3 separate regions of the Mus musculus genome follow, and regions 1 and 3 are each linked to region 2. A link is a loop called in an ENCODE intact Hi-C map of the cell type or tissue named here. Cell type or tissue: heart. All regions are shown on one strand.

Region 1 (2,500 bases), 91 kb before region 2:
TTCTGTGTTCCTGGAGAACTGAGGCTCCCAGGAAGCCCAGGACCAGACAGTCATGAAGACAAGAGCACAGATCGGTCCTTTCATTTCTTTTGCCCCAGAGCTTTGATGGTTCCCCCCCTTAATTTCTCTTTAATGTCTCAGACTAACTCCTTTTGAAAATCCTGGCCCAGCTCCTCTATGCAAAACGGAAAGAGACAAGGAAAAGATGGGGAAGCGGAGGAAACAGAATCCCTGACACAGCGTGGCAGTCTCCGGTCTGCTTAAAGATCTGCGGTGGCTGTCACTACGTCATCCCACCGAGACAGGATGGTGACTTGGAGTTACTGCTGCTGGCTCATTACCATGTAAGGGGGCTCCTCACTGCATTTCAGCTGCATGGGGGGGTGTGACACAGGATCTTACCTTAAACATTACCAAAATGCATACCAGGTTTACCTGGGACCCCATTGTGTGACCACCTCATAAAGCCCCGGTAAGGCCCCAAATATGACTTAGTGGGGTAGCACCCTAGAACAGTTTTCTTGGCTCCCTGGTTCTAAGTCCCTTAGCACAGTCAGGCCCTCAGCTGTTTCCAAAAGAACTGTAAAAATATCAGCACTGATGACAATGCTGAAGCACGGAGGGGGTGGCAGCCACCTTCTTCACGTAGCCCCTAGATTCTGGAGCTGTCTCTGGATCCCCTACTGCCCCGTGTCACTAAAAAGGACCACAAGAAAGGAAGGGGCCTTTGCCTCAGCCCAAACAACTCAGGAGAAAAGGCTGCGGTTAGATGATGGCGCTGCTTCCTGAATGGACAGGGGAAAACTGCAGCATCCCCCTTCGCAGGTGCCAGACAATGGAATTGTGGCCAGACAGCCATTTGCTAAATCTGGATCAGACAGTCTTCTGTTAACCCTTCCATGTCTAAGCAGGGTTGGGTTATTCTCTGTTTATCCTTCTTCAAGACTACTAGAGCCTGGCTTCACTTTGCAGAGGAAGGGAAGGGTTTTCTTTGATGCTTGGTCTCAGGGATCAGGGTGGTAAGGGGTCAGGAACCACCTGGGCATGTGACAACATCCCTGTCGTTGCACCTTCTGGTTCAACCCAAGGGTGAAGCTGTATTGGTCTTAGGTCAGAAGGAAAGCAGGCACAGGGTAGAGGGAAAACAGACGGCTGGCGTTATGAGAGTAGGCAGCAGGCCATAGGAAGCGATACCATGGCAGAGGCAGGCACCAAGCCAGAAAAAAAGAAATCAGGAATTGTGCCAGATGGCCAAAGGTTTGTGGGTCATAGAGAAATCAGGCCACAGTGAAGGGTGAAATCAGACTTCAGAACACCAACAAACGTCATCTGTGATTTCAAATAAAGGACCTGCACCTTCCATATGAGCCAGGCTGTTCACCGAAGCCGCATCGTGCCCCCTTCTCCCCTGAGAAGTCTCCGGTCCTCTCCCCACCCCGCAACCCCTACACGCCTGGACCCAGCCTCACTTGAGCTGCTGAGTAATGAGCTCCTCGTCGTTGAGGTAACGCAAACGCTCCTCCTCCACCAGGGTGCGCTGCCGCTGCAGCGGGTCCTCCTGCCGCCGCGCCGCCTCCGACACGCGCATGCTCAGCTCCGCCTCGGTGCGCTTCAGCAGCGCGCGCACCGACTCCTGGTTCTGGAGCTGCGGAACGCAAGAATGCTCGCGTGGACCGGGTGGAAGGAGGACGCATGTTGGGAAGGGTGGGCAGAGGGCAGCCCCGCGTAAGCAAAGCTTCACAGAAGACTGGGTTGCTGGGCTATGGGTGTGTGCTGCCCCGAAGGCGTGGCAAGGTAGAGAGAGGAGTTGGGGAGAACCCAATAGGAGATCCCGGCCAGGGATGATAAGGCTCATGGAGGAGGCAAAGTTATACTGGGCTTCACCCAAGGCGACATGGCTGTGAGCAGCGGCGAAGACTGGGACAGCTGGGCAGGGAGATCAAGGTTATATTCTGGAGAAATATAGGGGCAGAAGAACAGGATGAGAATTTCTGTGGCCAAAGAGTAACACTAGATAAGGCCCTGACGACAGTGTGACTGTGGACCTGTGGCCTCAAGAAGCCCTGAGTGGAGACAAGACCTGAGGTGAAGGATTCAAAGTGAGATCTATAGGGTCTGCCGATGTAGTAGGAACTGCAAGACGAGTGCCCCAATTGACGTGGGTGGCCAAGATCTTATCTGTGGCCCAGATGGCAGCTCTCTGCCCTCCGCTCCCAGCTTGTCTCTGCTCATTATCCTCACCTGACAAGCCCTAAGCCCCTCTTGAAGAGCCGGCACGAAGATGCCAGGCTCCTGACAGGTGGAACCATCTGCCAGGCAGGGAGGGACAGCCACTCCAGGCTCAGAAAGGGGGAGCTGAGGAGACTTGGGGAATAAGGTTACAGGATCTGAAGGAACTGGGACCACCGCAAAGGATAGTGCATGGAGGGAGTGGTGGGCACAGCTCAGAAATGAGGAAGGGGACTAGGACTCAATGACGTGTCGGGGCTTGGTGAGGTTT
Region 2 (2,500 bases):
GCACACATAGGCACACACAGGCACACATAGGCACACACAGGCACACATAGGTACACATAGGCACACATAGGCGCACACAGGCACACACAGGCACACACAGGCACACAGAGGCACACATAGGCACACATAGGTACACATAGGCACACACAGGCACACATAGGCACACACAGGCACACATAGGCACACACAGGCACACATAGGTACACATAGGCACACATAGGCGCACACAGGCACACATAGGTACACATAGGCACACATAGGCGCACACAGGCACACATAGGTACACATAGGCACACATAGGCACACACAGGCACACATAGGTACACATAGGCACACACAGGCACACATAGGCACACACAGGCACACATAGGCACACACAGGCACACATAGGCACACACAGGCACACATAGGCACACACAGGCACACATAGGTACACATAGGCACACATAGGCGCACACAGGCACACATAGGTACACATAGGCACACATAGGCGCACACAGGCACACATAGGTACACATAGGCACACATAGGCACACACAGGCACACATAGGTACACATAGGCACACACAGGCACACATAGGCACACACAGGCACACATAGGCACACACAGGCACACATAGGCACACACAGGCACACATAGGCACACACAGGCACACATAGGTACACATAGGCACACATAGGCGCACACAGGCACACATAGGTACACATAGGCACACATAGGCACACACAGGCACACATAGGTACACATAGGCACACATAGGCACACACAGGCACACATAGGTACACATAGGCGCACACAGGCACACATAGGTACACATAGGCACACATAGGCGCACACAGGCACACATAGGTACACATAGGCACACATAGGCACATATTCTGTGTCTCTGTCACAGAGCTGTGACTTCTAAAACCAACTCCACAGAGGTGTTCTCTAACTTCCACATGTGTGAGCGCGATGGCAATGGCAACCATGCACATCCCCCTACAACAGAGAGAGAACACTTAGAATAAGCCAGGTGTGGTGGTACACAACTTTAATAGCAGCTCTTGGAAGACAGAGGTGGGCAGATCTGTGAGTTCCAGACCAATCCGGTCTACATAGTGAGTTCCAGGCCAGCTAGGGAGAGTGAAACTACAACAACAACAACAACAACAACAGGCACTTAGATCAGAACAATGCACAGCTCCCAGCAAATGCTGTCAAAGAACCTACTGTGTGACTGTGTAGCTATCAGGAAAAAAACAGGTCAACTCAGGATGAACGCTCTTCCACATGCTGTGTGACCTCAGGGTAAATCAATTAGCCTCTCAGAGCCACATTTCCTCAGTTGGTGAACAGATACTCTTTAATGTTTAGAAAGCAAAACAACTCATGCATAGCATTTAGCATTAGCCTTAAGTTCTGAGGAACAGAGGCCATGTAGGTCATCACCATTTCTCAGGGCCTCACCTAGGGGCCAGCGCAGCGAGGCACTCAATGAGAACTAATCTCTTCTTCACCCTCTAGCCACAACTAAGATCCGGCAGGTGCTTGCAGACAGTGACATCTTGTGGGAAATCTCAGGAACTGCACCGTGGCAAATCGCTGCTCCTTTTACTGTGGGGTCCTTGGAATACCCAGTCAACATCAAGGAAGCATTCATTCATTCACTGCCTTCTGTGTACAAGGAACTGATCCAAGTCCTGGAATAAAGAAAGCAAGAGAGACTGGATGGCTACACGGGGAGTGAAAAAATTCCCAAGGATTATAACCTTGTCATTACTGCTCAACTTTAAATATATTTTGTGTGTGTGTGTGTGTGTGTGTGTGTGTGTGTACACGTGCATCCGTTCGTGCATTGGCTCTGCCACATGTGCAAGTGCTTTTGCACGCTGGTGTGGGTGTGGAGATCGGAGGAAAACTTGCAGATGTCCTTTCTTCCACCATGGGGGGATTAAACTCAGGTCCTTTGGCTTGGCAGCAAGCCCCTTTGCCCACTGAGCCATCTCACTGGACCAGCCCCAATTCTTTTTTCTTCTTCTTCTTCTTCTTCTTTTTTCTTTTGTTTTGTTTTTCAAGGCAGGGTTTCTCTGTATAGCCCTGGCTGTCCTGGAACTCACTTTGTAGACCAGACTGGCATCGAACTCAGAAATCCCCCTGCCTCTGCCTCCCGAGTGCTGGGATTAAAGGCGTGTGCCACCACTGCCCGACTCCAATTCTTTAACATTCTGTAGGGAGGTTGTCAAGCTGGACAGCGCCTTCTACAGAAGTTTTCAAAGCTCTGGGAGTGATTCTGAGATGACGTCACATGGCAGAGACTCTCAGTTCAGTGCGGGTCAACCCCAGGAAATGAAAGCATTGCTCAGAGTGGTGAGAGGTAACACAGAAGTCCAGAGAGGATAACTCTCTCAGCTGGCGTAGCACAGCATGTCTGTCTGTGGAGAGAGACCTTAAGAAGGGGAATCACATCGTGCTTCTCATTCTGCTACTGATATTGACTGCACTGTGGCATCCTGA
Region 3 (2,500 bases), 150 kb before region 2:
GATGGGAGTCCCTTTAGGGGATGTGGAGCCGGGATTGGAGAGATTGTCACAACCTGATCCCGTTTCCTTCCTCCTGTCCCCTAGATCCGGGATCTCCCAGGACACTACTATGAAACACTTAAATTCCTTGTGGGCCATCTCAAGACCATTGCTGACCACTCAGAGAAGAACAAGGTGTGTGCTGCTCCCTGTGGAGTCTGGGAGCCTGGGCCGCACCGGGACTGGTGCTTCCTCCGCAGGATCGAGGCCCCGTGAGCCTCTCTCTTCCTAAAGGTTCCCTTTCTGGCAACCCTGGCCAGTAGAGCCACCAGCAGCTAGCCAGCGCTGTTCCCTCGTAGAGCAAGCTCCGGTGTCCTAAGGGACATGGGGAGGCCAAGAGCTCAGTCCTCCATGCAGGGTGGCATTTGTCCTCTGAGCCAGTTCCAGCCCCTGCACTCTGCATCTTCCTAGTCCATGTCTTTGTCTTTTGGTTCTACAGTGGAGAAAAAGAAGTAAATTATAGGGTTTCTCCTTGTTCTAAAATACCCTACAATCTCCAATATGTCTCCCATGCTAGAATCCCCACAGCTATTACTAACCTCGGGCCCCCCTTGATGGGTCTGTGAGGTGAGCATGATCAAGGCTGCCAGGCCTGGACATGAGAGACTTTGAACATCCAGCTTAAATTCTATTCAGCAAACCTCTTTGCCCATGTGAGATGTCTGACCCCACTCTAAGGACATGTCAGAGTTGGGGATGGTGGCCTCAGTGACCCAGAGAGGTCATGTTCAAAGCAATGATCCTGGGATTTTCCCCTCCTCCAACCCAGATGGAACCCCGGAACCTGGCTCTGGTCTTCGGGCCAACATTGGTAAGGACATCTGAAGACAACATGACAGACATGGTGACCCACATGCCGGACCGCTACAAGATCGTGGAGACGTTGATCCAGCATGTAAGTGCCCGTTGCATATTTTTATACCAGATGCCCAGGACCAGACTGTGCTCCTACCAGCCTGTGTGCCCCGGGATGCTTGCAAAAGCACCCGCTGCCAAAGAGGGCACTGCTAGGGCCTGCCTGGCTCACAGCAGTGACAGGCTGCCATCAACACCAACACGAGGAACAAGATTGGAAGAAGAGTCAGGGAGGAGATGCAGGGATAGGGCCATGTGGCTGGAGACGGATGCACAGGCTCCTCAGTAGGGCTGTTGTAGGGGAGGTGGCCTGCAGAACTGGGCACACAGTGTGACTTGGGTGTCAGAGGTCTGTCTGTTCCCCAACAGCCACAGGCCAGGTCAGGAAGCAAGGACCAAGGCCACACCCTCCATGATGCTCTGGTGCCAGCCACTGCTCACCTCCCTTCTGACTCCTAATGAGCCCTGCAAGATTCTTGCTTTTGTCTAGGAAGGATGAAGAAACCATAGTGACCAGCAGAGGGCGATAGAGGCCTCTATCTTCTGAAGCCCACTCAAAAGGCTTCTTCCTGGGCGCTGTTTCTCAACTTGTAGGTTGCCATTCACAGGGATTGCCTAAAACCATCAGAAAACACAGATATTTATGTTACAGCTCACAGCAATAAGGACATTACAGTTATGAAGTAGAACAAACTGTTATGGTCGGGGTCACCTCAGTGTGAGGGACTGTATTAATGGTCACAGCGCTGTGAAGCTTCAGGCTTAGAGGCTCAAGGGTGGGTTTTGTGAATCCCACTTACCTCTGTGACAGCCACACAGCGTGGACCCAGAGTGCCCTACACTGTAGCGAAGAAAAGCTGAGTCTTGTCACCACTTACAGAGGAGGGAAAATAGTGCTGAGGGAGGGGATCACCTGTGCAAGACCACACACCAAGAAATGGCATCTGCAGGAGTTTAGCCAGGTCTGTACACCCAGGGCTGACTTCCCAGCGGGCATCTGCCGGGCCAGGGGATGGAGGCTGTAGTAGGCTTGGGTCATGCTGACTCCGTGGCCTGATCATCCATTCTTTTCACCCCATGTCCGGGATCTGGCTGTATCACGGCCTGCTCTCTACCAGCATGGGGCGGGCCACTTGGATGCTAAGCCTGCTGGCCACACAGGCATCCCTGTGTGACCTGGGAGGGGTTTGGTCTCAAGCACCAGGATCCCTAGAGGTGTCCATGAGGTGAACCGTGGTTGAGAGGGAGGGAGGGAGGGCTTCTGGCTGTATGATTTTTGGAGAAGTTGCTGGAAGCATAAGGCCTGTGGTCAACACAGGAGTTTCTGGAACAGCAGCCTTTGGGAAGAAAGCAGGCCAGTAGCAAGTGGGCTTTCCTAGAGGCAGTGTCTGCCACTCAGTAGGGCAGGGGGCACGTCCGTCTAGATGCATAGCCTAGCGCGTGGGTGGTGAACACGGTGTTTGCTAAGCGGCTGAGTCAGCGGATGAGTGACCTGCTGAGGCCAGGCAGACTGGGCTTTCCTGCAGGGATTCAATTCTGACAAACAGCTGAGCTGGGAAATTTCCATTCTCAGCCTTCCAGGCCTGGGGACATCTTTAACTCTGAG

The links. A loop is a pair of places that touch in the nucleus more often than their neighbours do. Peaks named below come from ENCODE experiments on the same cell type or tissue, not always from the same donor. Only the 100,000 strongest peaks of a DNase experiment are listed, where the experiment ranks them.
Region 1: a loop joins it to region 2, with 5 times the contacts of the local background. A loop is called at or near these places in 19 of 42 quality-filtered maps.
Region 3: it touches region 2 in a loop (5-fold over the local background); 29 of 42 quality-filtered maps call a loop at or near these places.

What each region holds. Positions count from the first base shown.
Region 1 is chr11:97,530,335-97,532,834 of GRCm38, forward strand. Srcin1 (SRC kinase signaling inhibitor 1) reads right to left here. Exons shown (of 20, transcript NM_018873.2): 12 at 1,470-1,645. Among named protein-coding and RNA genes, the nearest start is that of 4933428G20Rik, 31 kb to the left of the region's middle. In heart, a CTCF peak has its summit at 1,534; a DNase peak (open chromatin) is centred at 1,587; H3K4me3 peaks cover 725 bases; H3K27ac peaks cover 387 bases; H3K27me3 peaks cover 2,189 bases.
Region 2 is chr11:97,621,097-97,623,596 of GRCm38, forward strand. 2410003L11Rik (RIKEN cDNA 2410003L11 gene) reads left to right here. Exons shown (of 4, transcript NR_045496.1): 4 at 1,511-1,797. Among named protein-coding and RNA genes, the nearest start is that of Gm38962, 3.8 kb to the left of the region's middle. In heart, no CTCF peak of the experiment used is centred here; a DNase peak (open chromatin) is centred at 1,525; H3K27me3 peaks cover 335 bases.
Region 3 is chr11:97,475,240-97,477,739 of GRCm38, forward strand. It overlaps Arhgap23 (Rho GTPase activating protein 23), which reads left to right. Exons shown (of 19, transcript NM_021493.2): 14 at 85-174; 15 at 809-934. Among named protein-coding and RNA genes, the nearest start is that of 4933428G20Rik, 24 kb to the right of the region's middle. In heart, a CTCF peak has its summit at 1,412 (motif pointing right); no DNase peak of the experiment used is centred here.